Linked DNA regions of Homo sapiens: all the other regions are linked to region 2. Evidence: chromatin contacts called from ENCODE Hi-C or POLR2A ChIA-PET data. All regions are on one chromosome and are shown on one strand. The core of a region is the stretch at or near the end of the contact, and the rest is flanking DNA. Distances in the headings are between cores, read along the strand shown. Region 1 holds the start of RPAP2 (RNA polymerase II associated protein 2). Region 2 holds the start of ZNF644 (zinc finger protein 644). Region 3 holds the start of GFI1 (growth factor independent 1 transcriptional repressor). Region 4 holds the start of DIPK1A (divergent protein kinase domain 1A). Region 5 holds the start of LRRC8D-DT (LRRC8D divergent transcript). Region 6 overlaps EVI5 (ecotropic viral integration site 5).

Region 1 (3,620 bases), core at 514-3,013, 1.3 Mb after region 2:
AAATTTAAGTAGATTCTTAAATGTTTGATGGATAAATGACTGGATGAATAGCATCATGTGATTATTCTCTTCCCAAGACTGAAAAGTAAACACCAAGATTGTACGCACCTTATTCTTTTCATTTTGAATAATTTCTAATAGCTGGTCTGTGTGCCCTTCTTCTATGCATCTTTGCCCAGCTAACTGAAATAGGCCAAAATCCTCTTCTTTAAAGTCTTGCTCTTCTAGGATTTGCTGGCAAAAAAAAAAAAAACCCAAAAAACAAACAAAAAAAAGTATATGCAAATAAAAATTAAATACAATAACTTCTTGATTTATCTATGAAAAAAGGAAATCTGTTTAAATTCTAGATAAATGTAACGTAAATAACACACGTATCAAAATTAGGATTACCCTAATAAATACTTTAATAAGTGACCTTGAAATCTACTGTACCAGTGAAATCTATGAAAAGGATCAGGATTAAAATGTAAAAGGTTATTTAGATAAGTATGTCACCTGGAGAAATAATCCAATCTGCCTCCCCCACTCATGCTCTTTACAGGTCAAAAAAAGCAAGGATTAAAGAAGATAAACAATTTGAGTGACCACAAATATAATTAAAAACAATCTGTGCCCTTCCCATATTTTGAAAGGTATTTAATTTTACAAAAATTAATACTTACACATCTCTTTATTATAGACTGAAGTTCCTCTACAGCCATTCTTATTTCTCCTAGTTTCGATGCTAAAATCTACAAATACAAAACACACTGTTAACTATCCGTGATATTACACTTAAGTATTCAAAAGTTATGTTTCAGTGTGATAAATTATTAGTAAATACAATAAAGAAAATGGAAAGTTTTTGTTGTTGTGTTTTTTGGTCCAATAGCATGCTAGGAGAAAATGTAAAGTTTTAAAGTTGAAATGTTATTACTGAATCTTAGTATGTTTGCCTAAGAAAATAAAGTGTTTTTTTAGAAGCCCTTATTGCATGTTTTAAGTTTTCTAGGAGCATAGTTTTGAAAGCTACTTTGAAGGAAAAAAAAACAAAAAAAACCTCTCGAGCACTCCCAAGAGGCGAGGCATATACGAACTAAAGGGCTTTTAAAAAGCAAAGCACTTCTTTTCTGAAAAAAAATTTCCAAAAGGTGGACCTGAAATCAAAATTCTAATCATCAGGGGATTTTTCATTTTTAATGTCTCACCTCACAAAAATTGGGGTGCAACACAAGCTTATCTATAGGGGGTGAAGATTCAGATGCCCTCCATTCCATTTCTCTCTAGGAGTTGCAGTCCCCAAAGTGATCAATCCAGCTAGTGAAATCACTGTATCACACGGAGACAAGACAACGGCGGCCTTCAGGAGGAGACCATCGCTTCTCCTGGCGGCAAGGCTCGGCCCCAAGCCCTCAGTAGGGGCGCGAGTCAGCCCGGTCCTCAGGGCAGCGCGCTGGAAGGCGAGTGAACACCCCAGCGCGCGTGCGGGCTGCATCAGAGGAAGCCATGTCTTCCGATTCCTGCTCGCCTAGGTGGGCAGGCTCCACCACCTCGCGTGGCCTAGTCGGCCCGCAGCACCAAGTCCGCCGCGGCTCACGGCCAACCGCGAGCCCTGGCCACCCTGAACCTCTCCACAACTCCACTTACCGGCCAGAACCCTCGCCTCTCCCAGCCGCCGCCACCTCCTCCGGCGTCTTAGCCCGCTCTTCTGGCCCCGCCCCGCGCTACGCGTAGGGAGGCGGGGCCTCGGGGCGAGACGCCGGAGCGTGTCCCCGTCCGGCAGACTACTCTCCCCCATGGCGGACTTCGCTGGGCCGTCTTCTGCCGGCCGCAAGGCCGGGGCTCCCCGCTGCTCTCGAAAAGCCGCAGGTAGGAGCAAGGATCTCTTCCCACTTTTGGACCCTGAAAGCTGGGCCCCGATCTCGAGTTATAGACCGCAGCGCGCGGGCGCTCCTGAAAGGCTGCTTCAGGGGAGGGGTTCTCCCAGGTAGAGTAGGCCGAAAGCTTCCCACCGCCGTCCGCACCTCCTGGGAAAGATTTCCTGGCCGCCCCTCACCCCTTTACGCCAGTGTTCCAAGATTTCCCTCACGCGGACTGTGGCCCCAGCCTCTGAGACAAAGGACAGTGGAGGCCCCGGGAACCCAGGCCTGGGGTCCCCGGGTTTCGGGGCAAGTGACTAGGGCAGCGTTGGCAGCTGGCCTTGAACCTAGGACCGGTCCTCCTTTCCAGATTGCTTGGGTGCCCAGTTCTTTAAGGTGCCGGACTCCCCTCTTCCCCCAGAGAGGACGTTTGGCAGACGGAGAGAGGTTTCCCCTAAAAGTACCCAGATCTCAGATTTTCAGGAGTGGTTAATTAAGCAACTATGATACAGAAGAAAATTCAATCCCCAAAGAGATACATTTTAACCAAGAAAAATTAGACAGTAATCAATTTGCAAAAACAAATTGCTCTCCCTTCCTATTTCATTTTGATTTACACACGATTGGACATAAAATATGTGGAAAAGAAGAAAAGGTGGTCTACAGTTTGTTATTTGTGTAGGAATCTATCTTGTACCTAATGTGTTTGTGTAGACCTGACCTACTGCCACCATGTGTAGCTTAACTGCGGGGATGCATTTTGAGAAATAAGTTGTTAGTCGATTTCATCCTTGTGTGACCATCATCGAGTGCACTTACACAAACCTAGATGGTACAGCCTACTTACACACTAGGCTATATGGTACAGCCTATTGCTCCCAGGCTACAAACCTGCACAGCATGTTACTGTACTAAGTACTGTAGGCAACTGTATATCTAAACATAGAAAAGGTACAGTAAAAATACAGTATTTTAATCTTATGAGACCGCTGTCTGTATGCTGTCCGTCGTTTACGGAAATGTCATTATGTAGCACATGACTGTATTTTTATTGTAGGTACTAAACAGACAAGTACTTTGAAACAAGAAGATGCTTCTAAAAGGTATGACAGCTACATGGACAACTACATTGGCATATCTACTTATCTTGTATTACTTGTACCAATTTTAAAACAATAATGGTTACCTTTTTTTTTTTAGAGAAAATTATCATGAGAGGGAAGGGAAAGATCTGGGAAGGCCTATAAATTCTCACATAGACTGTTACATTCCTCTACTCCAGGCTTTAAGAAAACCAAACTAAGCACTCAGACTGCTAGTGAAGGAATGAGTGTCTGTAGAAGGTGTTTGTTTTTCACCGCTTCAGGTACACTCTCCTTTTATTGCTTTATATGCCAGAGACTCACTCTCCAAGTTTCGCTGTCACTCCAAGAAACCTTTTCTGTTCTTTGTTACATCAAGTCCAGATTTTCATTAAAAAGCTGTCTTGTACTAGTTCTGGTTCTAAAAAGGCAAGATATTACCACATATCACACAGAGTTTCTAGAAGAGGAGTAGAATGTGAAGGGGATTAAAAGCATATGTAGCTATGATTTTTATTTTGTGAAGACTCACTAATCTTATATTGGCTTTGGTCTTAATTTACTCATTCTTTCAAAAATTATTTATTGAGTATAAGATATGTCGGACCTGTGTTAGGCTCTGAAGATATGGTGAACAGAATAGACACAGTTCTTGCCTAGTGGAACAGAGGAATAAATAATAATAAATTAATTAGTT
Region 2 (3,905 bases), core at 1,178-3,677:
GTCACCAGACTGGAGTGCAGTGCCACGATCTCAGCTCTCTGCAACCTCTGCCTTCCGGGTTCAAGTGATTCTCCTGCCTCAGCCTCCCGAGTAGGTGGGACTATAGGCACCACCACGCCCAGGAAATTTTTACATTTTTAGTAGAGACGGGGTTTCACCATGTTAGCCAGGATGGTCTCGATCTCTTGACCTCGTGATCTGCTCGCCTCAGCCTCCCAAAGTGCTGGGATTACAGGCGTGAGCCACCGTGCCAGGCCAATATGAAAGTTTTTAACTTATTGTCACAGAAGTTCTCATGAACCTAACAATATTTAATTAACAAGTATTCTCAATAACATTCCCTTGTTTTTTTAACCATTAGTTGTAGATATTCACCTTCTCATCCCAGCAATATGACAAATACAAACAGCAATGGGTAGAGGCTGAAAGGCAATTTTCCATTATGCCACTAACTTAATCATCTCTGGTCCTCAATATATTGTAAAAGAGGAGGGTAAGAGCAGTTGTTCTTTGATATTGCTTCCACTGTAAAACTTTATGATCCAGGAATACATTTGCTAATGTTAATGCATCTCCTATTCATTAATACAAGACTGTTCTGTATTAGAAGCTAAAAAAAGAGAAAATATATATCTGAAAAGAACAAGGAAATGAAAGTTAACTAATGTTGAAAAATTCAAATTTCAGTTTGAACACAGAGATCTACACAGTGATCTAATGTGTTTAAATATCCCTCCAACCAAGGAATTCTGTTAATTGCCAACACAAAACATTAGGTGTTTCAAAATTTTGTACTTCATGAGTTAATACCAACACAAAGTATGATATAATTGCAGTATAACTTTAATTTGTTAGAAATTGTAAGACTTTTAAAAGCAATACATACCACTGCATTAATACTAATCAAGCTTTATGCTTCACCAATTAAAATGTCTAAGCTAGATTATAGCCTTATTATAAAAACGAGGTTTTTCTTAGCAAGCCTACCAAAATGCAATATTACTGCCATCAAGTTCCCTAGATACTTACACATGCAACTGAAGGCAAACAGCCAGGTTTCCTTTCTTTGAGAAACTTTAGTTGTCTATTTTTTGAAATGTTTTCCTTCTCATGGGACCAAAAAATGTTTACAACTAAAGCAAACTACTGCAGGGAGGGAATACACAATTAAAACAAATCTACCATCCAGATGCAACAAGCGTGGAATTAGGACTGGACAGGATAGTCGGCGGTGTTGTGATACTTCTGTTGAAATTATTAACAAGACAAGACCATCATTCGCCCCCAATTATGTTTATCCCCTCGTTGAGTTTGATGATCACACAAAATCTGAAGTCTAAATATAAACGTTTTTATATTCAAAGTCAATATTCAAGAAAACTTTTCCACTAATGTTGCTAAACCATAGATGGATCCCAACAAGAGTTGTCTGTAGAAGTCTCGTAACAAGTAACCTTTAGCTCCACCACCTAAGTTTCCAATCACTGAGAAGAGTCTGGGACAACTCATCTTCAGGTTCACGGGAGAAGTGGAGCACACCTGCTTTCCTCTGGCAGAGTAACTTCCCAGGGACACAAAGGCCAGAGAATCAGACCTGGAGAGGCAAAAAGCTTTAGCTGGACACCCACCAAGCCCCTGGCAACCCAAACACTTCGAGCGATTTACCTCTTGCTGTTACTTCCCAGGCACCTAGCCGCATAAGATCTTGCAGGACGGGGGGAGGGGAGGGCTATGCGGTCCTGTCCCAAGTAAGGGGAGGGGTGTAGACAGTTAATGCCAGAGCCAGCGTTTCTGGCCACAACCGAGCAGCCTCAACGAGAGGGGTTGGTGACTGCTCTCGGCCCGCCCCGTTACTCAGTGCATTGCAATGGCGACCGCCAGGCTCCCCAAGCCGCCTGATCTCGGCCCCTTCCCCCTACTGCTCACTGGCTGCTCGGCTTCATGTGACTAAACAAAACCCCCAAGTCTAGTGCCCAGCTCAGCCCCTTTGTGTCCGCTACCGGATCCTCCGACGCCGCAGCGGAAAGCCCCCCCCCCATCCCCCCGCCGAGTCCCGCCCCGCGGCGGCGGCCGCCGCTCACCTCAGGCTCCGTGGCCCCCAGCGACCGCCGCGGCCGCCGCCTCCCCGAACCCGGGGCCCGGGCTCCTTGTGTAGCACCAACTCCGCCTCCTCGGCCGCCGCCGCCATCTTAGCCTGTGCGGCAAAATGCGTCCTTTTGGATGGCTGGGACCCAGCCTAGGGCGTAGCTCCCCGGGCCCGAGAGCCGGAGGCCGGGTCCCCCAAGTTCTTCCGCCACCCTCAGTCCCGCCGCTGCCACAGCCCAGAGGCCCGAAACCCACTCGGGTCCCAGCGAATCTGACCAAATAACCCCTGAAACTCACAGTTTGGTGCCGTGTGCGTCAAACCGGGGCGACGTTGGGAGCACGCGGCGTCCCCGCGTCACACGCCGCTCTGTACGCTACTCGGCTCCAGCGGCCCCCCTCCGCTCCCCGCTTTTCGCCTCCAGCCCCGGTTCCCACGGCGCAGGCGCGCTGCTTTCCCGCCTCTGCCGGGCTGCGGGCCGCGGGGGTGGCCAGCGAGGAGCTCCCGGGAAGCTTCGCGCTGGTGGAGCGTCTGGGCCAATTAGACAAACGAGGGCAGCGGAAACAGTGCACCACTGTTCTCGGGTGCCAGAAACCAAACAAGGTCACCTCCCCCAGCGCTGACCTAATCACTCCCAAGGAGGTTCCCGCCCCAAAGTAGGCACGCTCCAAATATGGTGGTGCCCAAACTCTGCAAGACCCAAGCACTAGGCATGCCTAGGCCCTTTAAGGTGGAACAGGCCCAGGTTTGAGTTCCACGATCACGAGCGTGCAAAAATCTCTGTTATTTTCCTCTTGTTGAGGAAAACAGCAATATTTGCCAATCACAACTGTGGAGTAATGGCAGAGGGAAGGTTTTAGGATCTTAAGGGGGCAGATTGTTGGGAGTTGCTTGATGGCCAGGCAAAGCATCAAGTGTGACATCTCAGTTACCCGGACAGCCTGCCCTGAAAGGTGGCCGAGGTTTGCTCCAGTTTGACTCTCTGAGGATACTCTCTCCCTGCATTACTGAAAGTGTCGTGGTTCTACGAATTAAAGTTATATAAGAAGCATGTGAGATGCTGGTTAACCCTTCAGAGAATCAGTCCCTAGAGGGTTCTGGAAATTTTCATTTTTAACAAGACTTCACCACAGGATCCTGGGGCAGAGAAACACTGAGTGGGCTATTCTTTTGTTTTTCGACTGAGCCAACGAGAAACTGCTAACATGTTTAAGATTAACCAAGAGTTCTTGAGAAATCTACTGGTCCCGCCTTAATTATTTGGCTTCTCTGAACCTCTGTTTACTCATTTAAAAATTTAAAAATAAAAAAGTTTTCCTTAGTTGTACAGCTGTCATTACTGTGGCCCTCCAAACCCTCAAGATGTTATTGACATTCGGAAGAATATACCATAACTGCATTTATTTGACAAGAATGAGAAACATTCTCTTTCCTATGGAATGATGCCTTCAGCAACAGCAAACGTAGATTCCAAACAACAAATATTTGACTAAACACATTAATTGCTTCATTACTTAATAGCTAACACTTTTGAGTGCTTACTGTGTACCAGGCATTGTTCTAACTTGCTCGATTTCATTGTAACCCAATGAGACAAAGAGGAGTAAGGTGATTTTCTCGAAGTCATACAGTTCTTTGGGCTCTTTAAAATGCAAATCTCCTGTCTTCATTTACACAAATGTGTAAACAATAAAATATAAATACGTATATATTTGCAGTCAATGGGGGAGGGGTGCTCTTTGGATCATTTCGTTTGCAGAATCCATTAAAATTGGACATTCTCAGTTTACTATTGGACTTACTACAAAATATTATGTACTAT
Region 3 (3,744 bases), core at 44-2,543, 1.5 Mb after region 2:
GGTGGGGCGGCCCCTCCGCGCGCTCAGGCCTCTCCTCACCGTCCGGGCCCAGGAAGGAGGGAGCCGAGGGCGCTAAGGGGGCGTCCTCCCGAGCGCAGCTGCCGCCGCCTCCCCACCAGATGTTTCCTTCCCTGGTGGATTTGGCTCCCCTGCCGAACCACCAGACCGCCTGCTGCGCGCCCCCAGCTCCAGATTTCCAGTCACACTGCGCGGGTCGCGCCCTAACCCAGCTGCCGGAGCTCTCTGGGCTCCCGCACGGCGGTCCGCAGCAGGTGGGAAACCGCCCGCGCCCTCTGATCGCCCCCGCAGTGCCAGTGCTCTGCGAGTCCCCGCGGCCGCCCCCACCAGGGCAGGAGGCGCAGAACAGGCTCGGCGGACCTACCTGCGGAGTCACGGCGCGGGCACCGCGCTAGGAGAGTTTTCAAACGGAATCTTGCTTTCGGGAGAGACCGCTCTATCTCTCTGACTTAAAAAAAAAAAAAATTCTCCTTCCGAGCTCAGCCCCCAAAACCACAAGCTTCACTTCCTGAGCGTTACTGAGTCGCTCGCATAGCCCTCCCAGACCTGCTCCCAACCCCCGTCGGGCGGCCGGGCGCGCTCCTTTGCGCAAGTGGCCAGGCGGTGGGGGGCCTGGCCTTTCCAGCCCGTCCCGCGCGCCCCTTAGTAGTCCTCCCAGTTCTCTCCCTGTGGGTCGGCAGGGGATGGGGGAAATTGGAGGTCCGGACACTTAGGCACTAGAAATGACTTGAAAGAAAATGAACTATTCTTGGCTCCAGGGAGACTTCCGCAGCGAGAGAAGCCACAGATTGAGGACACAGATTGACTGGCGAGAGAGGGGTGGGGGGCGCCCCGCTCCGAGGACCCTCCCCGCCCCTCAGGCCTCGGTCACCCGCCCCCCCCACCCCCGACCCCGCCGCCTCCTAGGGCTGCACCACCCCCGGGTCGGGACCGTGAATCACCGGCCCGCGGTGCCGCCGGCCTGGAGCCCGGCGAGTGGCCACGGCGTCCGCAGAGCGAAACCTGCCCCGCAGGCCCCGAAATAGCTTGTTGTGGAAACACTTGGGGATAAATACGCCCAACGAGGCTGAAAATACCTTGACACCCAATCCGAGAGGTTTGCTCATTTCCCTTCGGATTTAGGTAATGGTTAAATTTGGAAGAGGTGGGCGAGCGCCGAGCCCCCGGCGGAGAGGGCCCTGGCGGCGCGTCCCGCGGGCGCCCGGCGGGACCGGTGGGCGCACCCTCCCTGCGCGGAGCTCGCCGGCTCTCGACCGGGTCCGCTCAGCCTTCGACTAATTTCCGGTGGTCGGAGCTGCAAAATTAAAGGCCGCGCGGGGGCAGCGCCGGCGGCTGCTAGGCTGACTCCGCCCTGCCGGGGCAAGCCAGGGAGAGCGGGACCTCGCACGCGGGCTCTGCCACCGCCTGAGGTCATACCCAGGCACTGGGTGTTGGCGGGAGCAGTAAAGCGCCATAAAAGCACCACTTGGATGACTATTGCAAAGTAAGCCTTCTTCGCTCGGATTCTATGTTTCATGAGGGTAGGCACTGGATCTTCATCTTTATGTCCTAGGCGGGCTCTTAACAAAAGGCTGTGGACTGAGTAAATGAATGAGTGGGGTTAATTAACTAATTAATTATATTAATAGAACAGGGGGAAAAAACTTAAAACCTAACTCATAGATACATGAACAAATGCAGCAACCTCCAACGCTAGACTGTATGCCATGACCCATAGTGTGTGGCCTGCTGTGTATACTCAAAGCCTACACCCTTTGCTCATTGGAGTGGATGGATGTTGTAGTCATGTTACTTTTCAAAATGAATTGACTTGGATTTTGATCACAACTTCGTGCACAATAGGCCTCCAATGTCAGACATGCACAAGGAGAAGAGAGTGGTGCTCCCCAGTTCTTGCAAAATAACTACCATGTTCTAGGTTAATCTTAAATTGTTATGGGGGGGGAAGCCCTTAAAGCTCTTTTTCTAGAAACAGTTTTTAAATTATTCTTATTTTGCACTGTAAATTTAAAATTTTGCAGGGAATATTTGGTTAGTATAGCAGTGCTTCGAGCATGTATTAATAAATTATACGTTTTGTTAAGCAATGACCTGTGCCCCTATTGTATGCCAGGCGCTGGGCAAATCTTGTCTGCCTAGCTGTCCTCCTTCATTTGCTCAACACATCCCTTCTTTATATATAAATGCAGAGGCAAGCAATTTTGGTCAGAAAGGAAAATTAAGGACATTTTGTTAATATTTTATTTCTTGTGTGCTTTGTCCTGGCCTAAGGTATAAAAATCTCACAGTAGTGCAAAAACAAATCTTTCCCTTATTCCCTTCTCTCCTACTCGATAGCAGAAAAAAACAAATTTTTAGAATAAAATTATAAATGGGACAAAATAAAATTTCTTATCAACCAAGTTCTAGAGAAATGGTTGGACTATTTCCTTTGCATATTAGCAAGTTCAAAGTCAAAATTTCTCGAAAAGGTGCTGTGACTATTTTATAGTTTAGTTGAGTGTTGCTGTTTGAAGTCTCAGAAAACTTGAGGGAGCCCATGAAGGGGGCAGATAAGCACCTTGAGCAGTGAGCAGTATCACCTTAGAATAAATCCCTTTCATTCAGATTTAGTCTAGTCATTTTGCTTTTCATTTGCCCTTCACAGACTCTTGGGATTTCTGAGTTTGAAAAAGAAAACTGAGAACTGGAACAGGGACACGCAGAAAGGAGCAGGTGGGAGGGAGATGGCACTGAATTTCCCTTTATGTCTTTTACATGTTGAACCATGTGTATGTAGTACTAACTCAAATAAATAAATACACATTTAAAAAGTATTTAACAAGTATTCAACACGTTTAAAAAGTATTTAACAATACTTTTTAACAACACAACACTCCCGGGTGTATAGTGTTGAAGTGTGACTCCCACACTTGGGGAAGAATAGGAGAAAGGTAAGAAGAGGGGAACCCAGAGAGGTTAAGAACCTTGCCAAGGACAGTGAAGAGCTAGGACTAGAAATAACGATACAATGAACCCATCTCTGACTTCCTGCTACTCCAAACTACCTCTTGCTTCTATTAAACTAAGGGCAAAGAGAATAAGCCACCCCTCCATGAACATTTTTAGAAGCTACAAATACTCCCTCTCCCTCCATATATTCCTTTGGAATTGAAATAGATCTAATGGTAAGCAAAATGTATACCTGAGGCACAATTTTCTATAAATAGGGTCTTTCCAAAGGAATAATTTTACATTTACTGCCTTTTCAATAATTTGAAACTAATTGTTTCAAATATTTAGAAACTAATTGTTTCTAAATAGCAATAATAATGTATCTGTCGATGCCAAATAACAACTGACCTTCTCATACCACAAACATTTCCAAGCCTTGGCCAGTAGCCCATTTATTTCAAGCAGCCTCTCATAGATCAGAATTTCCCTACAACAGAAGATTTGAGACATTAAAAAAAAAAAAGTGGAGATGGAGTCTCGTTATGTTGCCTAGGCTGGTCTCAAACTCCTGGCCTCAAATGATCCTCCTGCCTCAGCCTCCCAAAATGCTGGGATTACAGGCGTGAACCACTGTGCCTGGCTGAGACATTTTCAAAAAGAAAATTGTAACAGGATATTACCAGTATCTTGTTTATTTTTTCACAAAGCTTTACAATTATGATCTCTGTCCTTTGTGGGACGGCATGGGAAAAGTGGGTGATCCTGAAACCCCAGGGAGGGGCAATACCCCCA
Region 4 (3,717 bases), core at 621-3,120, 1.9 Mb after region 2:
CAGGCGCCCGCCACCACGCCCGGCTAATATTTTGTATTTTTAGTAGAGACGGGGTTTCACCGTGTTAGCCAGGATGGTCTCGATCTCCTGACCTCGTGATCCGCCCGCCTCGGCCTCCCAAAGTGCATGAGCCACTGCGCCTGGCCGTTTTTTTGTTTTTGTTTTTGTTTTTAAGAGGCAAGGTCTCACTCTGTTGCCCAGGCTGGAGTGCAGTGGCGTGATCTCAGCTCACTGCAATCTCCGCTCCGGGGCTCAAGCCATACTCCCACTTCAGCCTCCCGGAGTAGCTGGGACCACAGGCACCCAACCAACTTTTTTTTTTTTTTTTTTTTTTTTGTATTTTTAGTAGAGGCGGGGTTTCACAATGTTGCCCAGGCTGGTCTCAAACTCCAGAGCTCAAGGAATCAGCCCGCCTCGGCCTCCCAAGTGCCGGGATTACACGTGTGAGCCATCGCGCCTGGCCGGTAAGCTTTTTTTTAAACTCACATAAAAGATTACACAGAGGTACCTGGCCTGGGTTGAATTCTAGAAGGGGTTGTGACAGTGTTACTCAAGTGCACAATTACTATTGGTGGTGCTTGCTACAAAGACTCAGTTTTATTCGTACACGCTTAATATCATGGGTTGTCAAATCATGCTTCCAATTTGCAATACGTCACTCATTTCAGGGTAATGACTTACACATACAATTTTCAAACAAAAATGTAAGATTTACTTGCCTCATGATGGTTACCTTCTCAACTTTTTTCATAATTTATAAAAGCACCAGCTGACCCCAAATCATCTACCTCTTGGCCTTTTAATGTAAGCGGTAAAGGAATACTGTCCTCTGAATGCAGCGTTGGCTAACACTGCTGACCCACGCAAGGCATTGATTTGTAGTTGTTTTTCCATCGGAGTGATGGATTTGCGCTCAGCTACTCGCGGTGTCTACTAGGTCCCCCTGGTGACCAAACAGTACACTTAGGCAGTAGTAGGGTTCCAAGGCACAGACTGGCAGCGGAACAGAGGGTGGAACGGGAAATCATGAAAAATTAACACGCGAACCGTACACACGACATGACTGAGAATTACGTTTGCATTACTAGGGTATTTGGGATCCACAGACCAGCCACTAGCCCCTTTCCTTTAAAAAGCAAACACCCATCCGCCTGGTTCAGGCTTATCGGTCTCCACCTCCCATTTAAATCTTGGGTGTGATGGAACGACCCAACCAAGGGGCTCGGCACGAGGCACACGCTGCTTTTTGGAGCCTGGGGAAACACTGGTGTGACAAATTGTCATAATTTTCTAAGACACGGAGGAATGCTACACCACCTTTCCTACCACCGACTTAAGACCCAAGACACTGAGTCAAGGGCAACCGACCTGCGGGGGCCCACGGGGGAGGGGGGAAAGCCCCGAAAACACCAGGGAGAAGGCGGCCCGTCGAGCTCCGCCTGGAGCGGCGCAGGGCTGCGGGCAATGCCCGGAGCGCGGGGTCGTACCCAGGTCACGTCTCGGGGCTCTCAGGATGCGAGGGCGTACCCGGGCGGGACGACTCGGGCCCTGGAGCCCGGCTGGCCGCGGCGCGGGAGCCGCGAGGGCCGCGGTGGGGGGCGTCGGCAGAGCCGCTGAGGGGGCTGGGGAGGGCGCGCCGCCAGGTGCCGGACGGCAGGGGGCAGCGGGGTTCGGGCGGGCACAGACCCAGGGAGGGAGGAGGGGAGCGGGCGAGTCCTGCGCGGCGCGGCAGGGCACACGGCCGGGTGCTCCCGCAGCTGGTGGCTGGGCGGCCGCCGGCCTACCTGGAGGTAATAGGGTTTCCTTAGCCAGGCCCCCGGACAGAGACTCCTCGCCATGGTAATCACACATCGCCCCGCCGCGCTGCAGTCAGAGGCGGACCCGAGCGCTGGCGGCCGGGCTCCCCGCCTCCCCCCGCCTCCCCGCCCCCTGCCCGGCCGGGCCCGCCCACTCCCCCGCCCCCGCCGCGGCGCGCGCCGCGCTCCCCTCGGCCCGGCTGCAGTGAAGGCGGCGAGAGGCCAGAGGCCCAGCCTCCTGCCCTGTTCGCCCGCCGGCCGCCGCGGCTGTCAGAGAGGCTGCTGCCGACTCCGCCATAAAGGGGAGTCGCACCTCGCCTCCGCCGACACAAATCGACTGCGCCTGGAGCTTAAAGGGGAGGCGCGCGGAGGCGGGAGGGGGCGCCGCGGCAGCGGGGGTGTCGCACGCTCGGCGCGGATTGGGGCGTGCTTCTCGCTGGCTGATGCGGCGACCCCCGGACCGCGCTGGCCTCGCAGTCTGCTCCGGCTTCCGGCTCCCCGCGCTGCGCCCAGCTGCGCGTCCCGCCACCCGCCCCGGCAGCACCGACGCTCCCCATGGACTCTTCTCCTGGAGTCAGGACGTGTCTGGACGGGTTGTTTGGAAATTCAAGGGAAGCTTGGGGCTCCTTCCCTGGGGACTGGCTCGTCCTCCCTCGCCCTTGGTGGCGGTCGGGGGAAGGGGGTGTCTGCCGCAGCTGGAGACGCAGACCGGGGCATCCCCCCAGGACTGGGCTCAGCTTCGAACGCGGACAGGGCGCCCCACTGCTGAACTCGGTGCCCCCCTTACCACGCTCCAGTTCGCCTCTAACGGCCTACAACTTTTTTTAAAAATGTACTTTTAAAAAATTCCGACTTTTTTGGTTTATATTGTTTTTAAGACAGCTTCAGAGTTTTCCTGGCCCCGTCCAGGAACACTGATTTCAAAAGAAAACAAAAACAAAAACACCGAATTAAATACAGTCCTGAAGGCAGGGAGCCTGGGACGTGGCCTGCTGCTTGGTTAAGGCTACATAACACAGGGTGTGGTGTCTTTCTTTTGACAATGAGTTCCAAATAAGGGAAAAAAGAGCCACCCTAGTGGGAGAACAGCTGTTGATCCAAGTGACTTGTAATGGAAGAAGCAGCTTTTTTTTTTTTTTTTTTTTTTTTGGCTGCTTTTTACCCCACCTACCACGTTTAAGCGTGATGCTAACAAAGTTTAGGTGGCCCGTTAGAGCTCATTCCGGCCTGTTGCTCTGAGAAGGGGTTTCCCCAGAAGCAAACCATTACTCATTCTCACTTGGTTTTTGCATAAGCCTTGTTCAGGTGCCTTGTTCTGAAGAGATACCTTCATGTCTGCCCCTTCCCTCAACCCACACACAGACACAGGTTTTAAACCTAGGTGATTTTTGTTGTGGTGGTTGTTCTTTCTGTTTTTGAGAGGGGTCTTACCATGTTGCCTAGGCTGGACTCAAACTCCTGGGCTGAAGCCATCCTCCCATGTAGCTGGAACTACAGCTACTTGGTCTTATTTTATTGCTTGCAGATAAACCAATTTTTCATTGATTTTGTTTGGGTCAAGAGACAGTAATTTCTGAGTAAGATAAGGATGAATCCTAGTGGTTTCATTCATTCATTTAATAAAGATTTATGAGTACCCAGGCACCATTCAAGTTGTTTCGGTTACATAAACAAAACAGACAAAAATCCTTGCGCTTGTGGATGTGAGAGAGAGGGGCAATAAATAATAAATGTAATCAATAAAATCAAATTGGATAAGAATGCTAATAAAGGTTATGGGGAAAACACCAAGGGAGATGGGGAAGACTACAAATAGAGGAAGTTTGAGGCAAAAGAGGAGTTCAGTTTTGGAGAAGTTCCATTTTAAGGTATCTATTAGAAATTGAAGTGGAGATCTTGATTAGGCAGTTGTATGTATGAA
Region 5 (3,842 bases), core at 380-2,879, 1.2 Mb before region 2:
TGAAAGCACTGGGTTGAACCACATATTTTATTACAACCAAATAACTCCAAATATCCCGCCTTAATTTATTTATTGGCCCCTGCCTCTGCTCACCCACAAAAAAGACTGCAAATGAACCCCGATCCTACAACAACAACAACAAAAAACGGTGACATTATCGGGCTGCAAAACCCTCTTAGCATAGAATAATCTTTTCATCTGCCTCTTTCAGATGTAACATATTTTTGACGAAAAGAATGGGATGAAAACGGCGGGCTCAGATAAAAACAAGAACCGACTTTCCAATACAGCTTCAATAACAGACGGAACACATGAAGCTGAGAAACTCTCCATGCCAAGTAGTAGTTGTGTGTGCCCCAAAGCTCAGATAAGTACTTCTCCTTAGAGTTGGAAGGCACTTAAGTGACTTTTTAACGTAATTCAACTCCCCACCCCCAGCGCCAAGTCTTAATATCAGAGTTTTAGTCGACGGGACAGCCTCCTTCGCCCAGGACGGGTGAAGGCTCCTGACCATGCCTCGCAGCTAACTGGCAGCTGCGCCTGCCCGGCACCGAGCCCTGCCCAGGTGGACGCTTGCGAGAGCATTACGGCGATGGTTATGTAGGCTGCCGTTCTTCCCCTCCCAAGCACCTGCTCCGCATCTAGCAGTCGCTCGCCGCCAGTCTCCAACCCCGGGTCCCCTCCCTCGCCACACAGACCCCGTCCGGTCAGGCGCTGCAGGGCCACCGGAGAAAGCGCTCGCAATCACATGGAGGCCCGGGCCCGCCCCATTGGCTGCGGCCGGGCCAGTCGCGGCACTCGCCGGCTGCGGTTGGTCCCAGAGCTGCAGCGCCTGCACGGGCCCGGAGTCCATGTTACGCTTTGTCTAATTCCCCTCGTTACAGAGTCATGTGCTGCTGCTCCCGTCGCCGCTGCTGCCGCTGCCGCTGCCGCCGCCCGTGGTGCCCCGGCTCCTCCGCCGCGCTTCGAGGTGGCAGCCGCGGGCGGGGCCGCGGGAGCAGGGTCCAGGGTGCAGCGCGCCTTCGCCGCCCCGGCGCGTCCCGGTGCAGCCGCCGCCCGCCGCGGGTGATGCCGCCACCTCCGGCCTCAGCATAAGCCGTGGCTTGGCGGCCGAGCTGCACCCCAAGGTTGGTGCGCACCTCTCCCGGCAGGGGCCGGGGGCTGCGAGGGAAGGCGACGCGCAGGTGGAGCCGCGCCGAGCCGGAGCGCGCAACCCTGGCGCAGGCGCCGCGGCCCGAGCTGCGGTTGCGGCCGGGAACTCATTCGGGGACGTCCGGGGGTCGGGAGGAGGTGGCGGCGAGCGGAGTGGGCTCCCGTTTGCTGCCGCCAGGGCCTGGGAGATTGTTCCGCTTTCTGCAGTCTGAGCGTCGGCCGCTTCGGCCCCGGGCGGCCGGCCCTGCGGGAGGGGAGTGCGGCTTCCTGGCTCCTGAACCCCTCGCGCGCGCTCCCTTCTCTCACCTCCCTCCGCCCTATCGGAAAGGCGGGGAGAGCCGGTTTCGGCTCTGCTGGTTCCTCCCGGAGGTGGGTGTTTGGTGTCTGGCCTTGCTGGCCCGGCGTCCAAAGGTGAGCCCTTTAACTTCTCCAGAATCGCCTCCCCTCCGCTTCCTTCCTGTGCAGGGTGGGCTGCGCTGGGAGCCCGGCGGGCGGGGGCGGGGAGGTGAAGGCCCGCGCCCCGCCCCCCGCGCCTGTGGGAGGGAGCTGGGGGCCCGCAGGTGCACCCAGCCGTCCGCGGGCCGTCTCCGGGTTGGGTACCGGTATAATCCGCTTCTAGCTTGTTTGGAGGCGTGGGCTCTTGGGAGCGGGACTTCTGCTCAAATCCTGTCCAGGGGCTTGAAAAGGAGGAGAATTGGGGGTGGTTGCCGGGAGGACCAGCACCTCCAGTTACTGGAGGGTTGATAGGGGCCTTCTCCTTTCCGTCACCCTTTACTAGGGGGTATCCCTTGCAGATAAATGAGATTTTTTGATTTCTTAAAAAGCCAGCTGCAGTGAAGAAGAACTGCTGCAGGTCGAGGGGAAGAGAGGTAGGTCCTTGCTGGAGAGGGAGAGGTGGGCTGTGAGGTTCCAGGAGCACGCACTTGGGGTGTGTGTGGCCGAAAGTATGGAGGTAGGGTTGTGGGAAGGAAACAGCCGAGATGAGAGGGAGGGCGCACTCAGGATGTAGGCGGAGAGATGGGGAATAGGTACTGGGGAGTCCTAGCGGAATGTGGGGCCCAGCTGGAGCCGCTTGGCTTATATTTGGCTCCTCGTTGCCTCGCAGATTTCCTGCTCTTGGATCTTCAAAAATATTTTTTTGTTGGACAAAGAAAACTCTGAGGACATATTTTGGAAGAGCTGATTTCTGGAAACTTTCCTTGGCAGCTTTGATAGTAAAATTCCGTACAGGCAGCGTTTATTGAGCACCTATTACGTGGTTTGTACCGGACTTTGGAAGAGTCTGGACAGGCAGGGAATCCCCGTTTGCAGTAATGATGAGGGCTGTCTACCTTATAAACAAATAAGGGGCCCCTCCCAGTGCCAAGAATGAGAGTGATCAGACCTTCCTCGCCATAGCATCTGGGACCTCTGCTTCTTACAGACCTGTGGGAAGAACCCTGCACCATATCCTGTAAATGGGGTCCTCAGGCAGCATTTATTTTTGCAGTCCAAAAATAGTGACCAAACACCTACTGTCAGCTAGGCGAGAGTTGGGGTTCTTGCTTCATCTGTCTTGACACCAACTAACTAAATCCCTGTTAAAATCCAAGTGCAAGATGGGGAGGAATCTGAGATGAAAATTAGGTGGTTAAAACAGGGGTCACGAAAAGTTGATTTGGGGTGTTTGGTCTCTGTAGGTTACTTATGGAGCCCCCCATAAAATGATTAGGTAATCTATGGAGCCAGGGAAAAATTCCAAAATCTTGAATTGGCACAGTTTATTTATATATTTGAACACTATGTTAGATTTGTCTCGTTTTTATTGAGAGTGTATGTGTGCGTGTTGATTAAAACCTAACAGATTAGAAGGTTGGAGAGGAAACTGTCCTTAGATGACCCAGCCTTCCATTACCATGTGGAGTAGCATATGATGCAACACTTAAAGTATTGAGCCATATTCATATCATTTTCTCCCTGCTGTGTTTTCCAGCATTTAAAAAACATGGTCAAAACTTGGCCCTTTTTTTCTCAAAATCGCTAAAGTTTAATGGAAAGAAAAAAGAAAAAAACTAGGCCCCTTTTCCCTTAATTTTTATATTATGCAGCATTTTTAAAAATTAATTTTAGAAAATTCTGATGTGTTTGTCATGTCCAAATAGTTAAATTGTTTTGGTAGCTATAGTTTGGAAATTAGACTCGATTCTGTTCTCAGTACTGTAGACAAAATAGCTATTAAAGTCAAAAGTTTGTCAAAACTTTGTAATCATGATTATTATGTTGTTGAAGTGGTAGCTTGTAAGAGATTTCAGTTATTTTTAATTGGAGCTGGTGTTTGACATTCTAAGAAACACCAGTTAATATTTGTTGAGTGCCAGCAGGAAGCAGAGAACTGGAGTGGGTGCTGTGGGATCTTAACAAGGCAGGAGAGGATTCTCGTAGTAATCACAGAGAGCAGATAAGACAGGCACACATGAGGATGCCAGCAGAAGCAGACAGTTACAGTTGTCTAAGAATCCAGGGTGTGTGGAACCAGATAAAAGTTTATGAAGTATGCTGAGGGAGGAGTGGAAATCTGAATTGACTTTTGACAGTGGTCAGGGATGTGGAACAGAATATACGACTAATAAAGGAGGGTAGAGGGAACCTAGTTCGTGAAAAACTTAACCACAAGTCAGTGGTGTTAATCATTTGCCTCAAGACCAGTGGCT
Region 6 (3,987 bases), core at 478-2,977, 1.5 Mb after region 2:
TACTGTATGATAGTAAAAATTCAAACACTAAAAAAACACTATTTATAAAAGATTACAGCTATTCCACGCAAGTTATCATTGAAATTCTACAGCAGGGATAACCTGTAAAGATGAATATTCTGAAGCCCCAAAGGACTTCATCATCATTAAGGATACATAAGTATTTTTAAATTTTTCATTAGTCTACTTTATTGGCTAAACCAGTAGATATTAAGACAGAAATTTCTTTTGTGAAATAGAGAAGTGTCATGGTTTTAGAGTTTTGTAGTCTTTAAATGTAGGTTCTTTATAAGTGATAAAGAAATCTGTGCCGAGAAAATATGATCACCTGGGCAAGTGTCTGTGTGGCTAGAGGAGACAATGTGCTGTGTGTCTGCTTTCTTTTAGCACATCATAGGACACTGGTAACTTAAAAAATTACAGTTGATTTTTTTTTACACTTGGTTTTAAAGAGACGTAACAAGTTATCCTTCAATTTTAACATTGGGGTAATGGAATTAATAATACAATCTTATAATTATATAATGCTTTACAGTTAAAAGTGCTTTCATGCATATTATTTCAACTTAAAAAAAATTTCCCCTGTGTGTGACTGGAGGTTGCACTGTGCAGACAACTACCACTTTCTGAGATTCAAAAGAATAAGAGGAAGGGCTGCATTGGGTATTTTGAAAGACAATCAATCCACAACAAAGTGGAAAAAAGTCATCCACACACCAAAAAAAACCCCTAACCAAATGAACTTTGATCACTACTAGACAGGGTTTAAACCATTGAAGTGAATCATGTGACACCAAGTGAACTGCAAAACAGTTGCAGTAAGTTTCCAAGACTGAGTCATATCAGATTATAAAAGCTCCTATTCGTACATTTGAGTTTGTATAATTAATCTTTATAAAACAAAGAGCTATAGCTTTTTGAGCTAAATGTAGCATTTCTGTAAGTGATATGTAATATATACAATTTTAAATAACAATGTATTTTACTTTTCATGGAAAGATCTAATAATCACATAGTTTGTATTTCTAAGTTCTAGAGGCTTTACTTTTTTTTCCATCCTCAGAGTTTGGTCAGTAATTTTGTTGGATTCCTTATAGAATACCTTTAATAGTTTTCTGTTTTCAAAATCTAAAATAAATGTAATGGGAGATGATATGCAAAATTTATTCTCAATTATCAGCTTCTTTAAACACTGAATTGTAAACATGACAAAGGTTAGACTAGTAATAACCACACAAACAAAATGATTTCCAGAGAATCAGAACAGGAAATCAGTAAAAGTGATCGACTGGAGGTCATGATTTCTTCATTACTTTATTACACAGACAAGAGCCAAAATTCTAATCTACAGTACTTAAAAAAAAAAAACTAAAAAAAATTCAAGAATTTTATTGAAATAATACTAGGTACATAATGCTGAAAATGTTTTTGGTTTTAAGCTAAGTAAATCATAAAAAATATAAAATTTAGAATGAAAAAATTGTAGATTTCATGTAAAACTGTATATAATGCAATAGTTAAAGCTGACGTTTTTAGAAGGAAAAAACATGCACCCACATTAATAAGTAAAAAAGGTAGAAAGGAAAGGAAAGTTTGGAATAGAAGAAACTTACAACTGCACACTTTTTACCTGAGAAGAAGAGAGGGGGAGTCATTTACAGAGAATTCTTAGTCTTTCTACAGTGCATACTTAGATGTATTCAGTATTGTGGGCAAACAAAATGAAACTGCCACTGAATGTCTTCTTCCTGGCAGCTGACACATCTTGATAAAATTGAAACCATTAACATTATTTAGAAGGTACTCTAAGGTCAACGCTGATGAGGCTACGAATATGTGAGGTTCTATGTAAATTTATGACCAATTACAGGAAATAAATCACTTCACACTTGTTTCACTCTGAACTTTTAAAGCTACATCAAAGTACCATGTAGATTTCCTTTGATTTAACCTTCAGCAAAATGAAGCATTTAAAAATTCAAACCTTTAGCAAAACACCCTCATGAAAATGAAGTACTTCTTTTCTATTTGGATTGGATTCTGTTCAGAGGAAATTCTTGTTCTCTAAAGCTATATCATGTGTTTTTTCAGTCCATCAATCAATTAACCAAATATGCACCTAGTGTTTAGGTGACAAGTGTTGTGATGCTGGAAAGGCAAAGACAAATGACAAGGCTCCTGCCCTCAGTTAAAAATCTGAAGGGCAAGACAAAAAAACTAAACAGCTGATTCCAAGGTGGCACACTGTTAAGTAAACCCACAGGAGAAGCAATACACTGGCTAGAAGGGAGAATTCTTAGGGAAGGAGGAAGATGATGATGTTCGAGTTGGGTCTGTAAGGATGAGCAGAGGTGGAGGGAGGAGAAATCAGGCACAGGTGGCATGGGGAAAAGCCTAAGGCCAGAGAATGTATTATGTGTTAGGAAACTGCAAGTGGTTTGGTGTGGCTGGATATAGGTCTCAAAATGAGAGGTGAGAGATGAAACTTGAAAGAAAGCTGGGGCTAAACTATGAAGAATCTTATGCCATGTTAAAGAATTAGAACTTATCACGAAGGTTATGGGTGAGTCACTGAGGCAGTGGAGTAGTGTCATTAGATTTTATCTAATCCTTTATAATATCACACTGTGACTACATAAGTATTTTGTGGTATAGCTGGAACAATAAGAGCACTTATTTAGCCCTTACTATGTCCCAGGCTCTGTTTTAAGTGCTTTTCCAGCATTAATTTACTTAATTCCCCCAATATCTCCCACAAGATAATTGAGGGATGGAGGAAAACTTTTTTTTAGGTGTCAAATCACTCAAGAAATCTGAAAAAATCTTGAACCCGGCCGGGCGCAGTGGCTCACGCCTATAATCCCAACACTTTGGGAGGCCGAGGCGGGCGGATCACGAGGTCAGGAGATGGAGACCATCCTGGCTAACACTGGTGAAACCCCGTCTCTACTAAAAATATAAAAAATTAGCCGGGTGTAGTGGCGGGCGCCTGTAGTCCCAGCTACTTGGGAGGGTGAGGCTGGAGGATGGCGGGAACCCGGGAGGCGGAACTAGTAGTGAGACGAGATCATGCCACTGTGCTGCAGCCTGGGCGACAGAGCTAGACTCCATCTCAAAAAAAAAAAAAAAAAAAAAAAATCTTGAACCCATTCTCCCAAAGATCCGCCTATGTTTATACATAAAATATTTGTAAATACTTTAATAGACCCCATCCATGGGCCCCAGGTTAGGAAACTGTCCAGAAGAGAAAGACTATGAATTTTTAAAATGACCTTGAGATATAACTTGCCTTCCATACAATTTACCCATTTAGAGTGTACAATTTGATGGCTTTTAGTATATGCATAGAGTTGTGCAACCATCACCACAACCAATCCTAGAATATTTTTATCATGCCATAAATAAACCACACACCTCTTAGCTGTCATCCCTTAAAACCCCTCTCTTCCCCTCCAACCCCAAGGAACCACTAATCTACTTTCTTTCTCTATAAATTTATCTATTCTGGACATATAAATGAAATCATACAATATGTGGCCTTCTGTGACTGATTTTTGAAAAATTTATCATCCATGTTGTGGCATGTGTCAGCACTTGATTCCTTTTATTGCCTCATAATTGATCATATGGATATACCACATTTTATTTATCCAGTCATCAGATGATTGACATCTGAGTTGTTTCTACTCTCTAAATATTATTAATAATGCTGCTATGAACATTTATGCAGATGTCTTAGTGTAGACATGTTTTCATGTTACTTGGGTATATACCCAGGAGTGGAACTGCTAGGTCATATAGCAACTCTATGTTTACCATTTGAGGACCTGCTATATACTGTTTTCAAAGTGGCTGTACCATTTTACCTTTCTATCAGCTGTGTATGAGGGTTCCAATTTTTCTACATCCTTGCAACATTTTTATTATCTGTTTTATTATAGCCATCCTAGTAAGTGTGAAGTGGAATCTCACTGTCATTTTGGTTTG

Evidence for each region. A loop is a pair of places that touch in the nucleus more often than their neighbours do. ChIA-PET counts read pairs that join two places held with the same protein, here RNA polymerase II (POLR2A). Pooled maps may share reads with other maps.
Region 1: a map of CD8-positive, alpha-beta T cell shows a loop between it and region 2 (4-fold over the local background). The contact joins the promoter of RPAP2 here to the promoter of ZNF644 in region 2. A Hi-C loop is called at or near these places in 2 of 168 maps with a recorded cell type or tissue (both CD8-positive, alpha-beta T cell), 2 of 37 single-sample maps with no recorded cell type and 13 of 50 pooled maps.
Region 3: a loop to region 2 is called in a map of CD8-positive, alpha-beta T cell, with 2.7 times the contacts of the local background. The contact joins the promoter of GFI1 here to the promoter of ZNF644 in region 2. A Hi-C loop is called at or near these places in 2 of 168 maps with a recorded cell type or tissue (CD8-positive, alpha-beta T cell and naive thymus-derived CD4-positive, alpha-beta T cell), 6 of 37 single-sample maps with no recorded cell type and 11 of 50 pooled maps.
Region 4: a map of CD4-positive, alpha-beta T cell shows a loop between it and region 2 (6-fold over the local background). The contact joins the promoter of DIPK1A here to the promoter of ZNF644 in region 2. A Hi-C loop is called at or near these places in 3 of 168 maps with a recorded cell type or tissue (CD4-positive, alpha-beta T cell, CD4-positive, alpha-beta memory T cell and naive thymus-derived CD4-positive, alpha-beta T cell), 3 of 37 single-sample maps with no recorded cell type and 14 of 50 pooled maps. POLR2A ChIA-PET finds 5 or more read pairs at or near these places in 1 of 52 experiments (activated CD4-positive, alpha-beta T cell).
Region 5: a pooled map shows a loop between it and region 2 (14-fold over the local background). The contact joins the promoter of LRRC8D-DT here to the promoter of ZNF644 in region 2. A Hi-C loop is called at or near these places in 2 of 37 single-sample maps with no recorded cell type and 11 of 50 pooled maps. POLR2A ChIA-PET finds 5 or more read pairs at or near these places in 1 of 52 experiments (T-cell).
Region 6: a loop to region 2 is called in a map with no recorded cell type, with 32 times the contacts of the local background. The contact joins the enhancer-like site here to the promoter of ZNF644 in region 2. A Hi-C loop is called at or near these places in 2 of 37 single-sample maps with no recorded cell type and 7 of 50 pooled maps.

What each region holds. Positions count from the first base shown.
Region 1 is chr1:92,297,296-92,300,915 of GRCh38, forward strand. It overlaps RPAP2 (RNA polymerase II associated protein 2), which reads left to right and starts at 1,764. Exons shown (of 13, transcript NM_024813.3): 1 at 1,764-1,851; 2 at 2,899-2,944. The coding sequence starts at 1,779. GLMN (glomulin, FKBP associated protein) reads right to left here and starts at 1,692. Exons shown (of 19, transcript NM_053274.3): 1 at 1,630-1,692; 2 at 666-734; 3 at 109-234. The coding sequence starts at 704. RefSeq lists enhancers at 790-1,686, 1,258-1,727, 1,948-2,177 and a silencer at 1,189-1,526.
Region 2 is chr1:91,019,608-91,023,512 of GRCh38, forward strand. ZNF644 (zinc finger protein 644) reads right to left here and starts at 2,428. Exons shown (of 6, transcript NM_201269.3): 1 at 2,383-2,428. RefSeq lists enhancers at 1,685-2,234, 2,235-2,784, 2,785-3,334 and silencers at 2,018-2,087, 2,418-2,647.
Region 3 is chr1:92,485,632-92,489,375 of GRCh38, forward strand. GFI1 (growth factor independent 1 transcriptional repressor) reads right to left here and starts at 1,294. Exons shown (of 7, transcript NM_005263.5): 1 at 1,095-1,294. RefSeq lists silencers at 1-50, 251-300, 921-1,030, 1,121-1,330 and enhancers at 1-478, 401-550, 1,451-1,500.
Region 4 is chr1:92,959,592-92,963,308 of GRCh38, forward strand. DIPK1A (divergent protein kinase domain 1A) reads right to left here and starts at 1,871. Exons shown (of 5, transcript NM_001006605.5): 1 at 1,785-1,871. The coding sequence starts at 1,838. RefSeq lists silencers at 1,432-1,991, 2,152-2,231.
Region 5 is chr1:89,820,165-89,824,006 of GRCh38, forward strand. It overlaps LRRC8D-DT (LRRC8D divergent transcript), which reads right to left and starts at 1,630. Exons shown (of 1, transcript NR_185885.1): 1 at 10-1,630. It overlaps LRRC8D (leucine rich repeat containing 8 VRAC subunit D), which reads left to right and starts at 868. Exons shown (of 3, transcript NM_001134479.2): 1 at 868-1,127. RefSeq lists silencers at 397-456, 897-1,246, 1,347-1,446, 1,537-1,746, 1,618-1,837.
Region 6 is chr1:92,536,429-92,540,415 of GRCh38, forward strand. The region is part of intron 19 of EVI5 (ecotropic viral integration site 5); the gene reads right to left. Among named protein-coding and RNA genes, the nearest start is that of GFI1, 51 kb to the left of the region's middle. Within about 2 kb of position 1,728, at least 5 of the 41 ENCODE cell types and tissues checked have a DNase peak (open chromatin) inside an H3K27ac peak, as active enhancers do.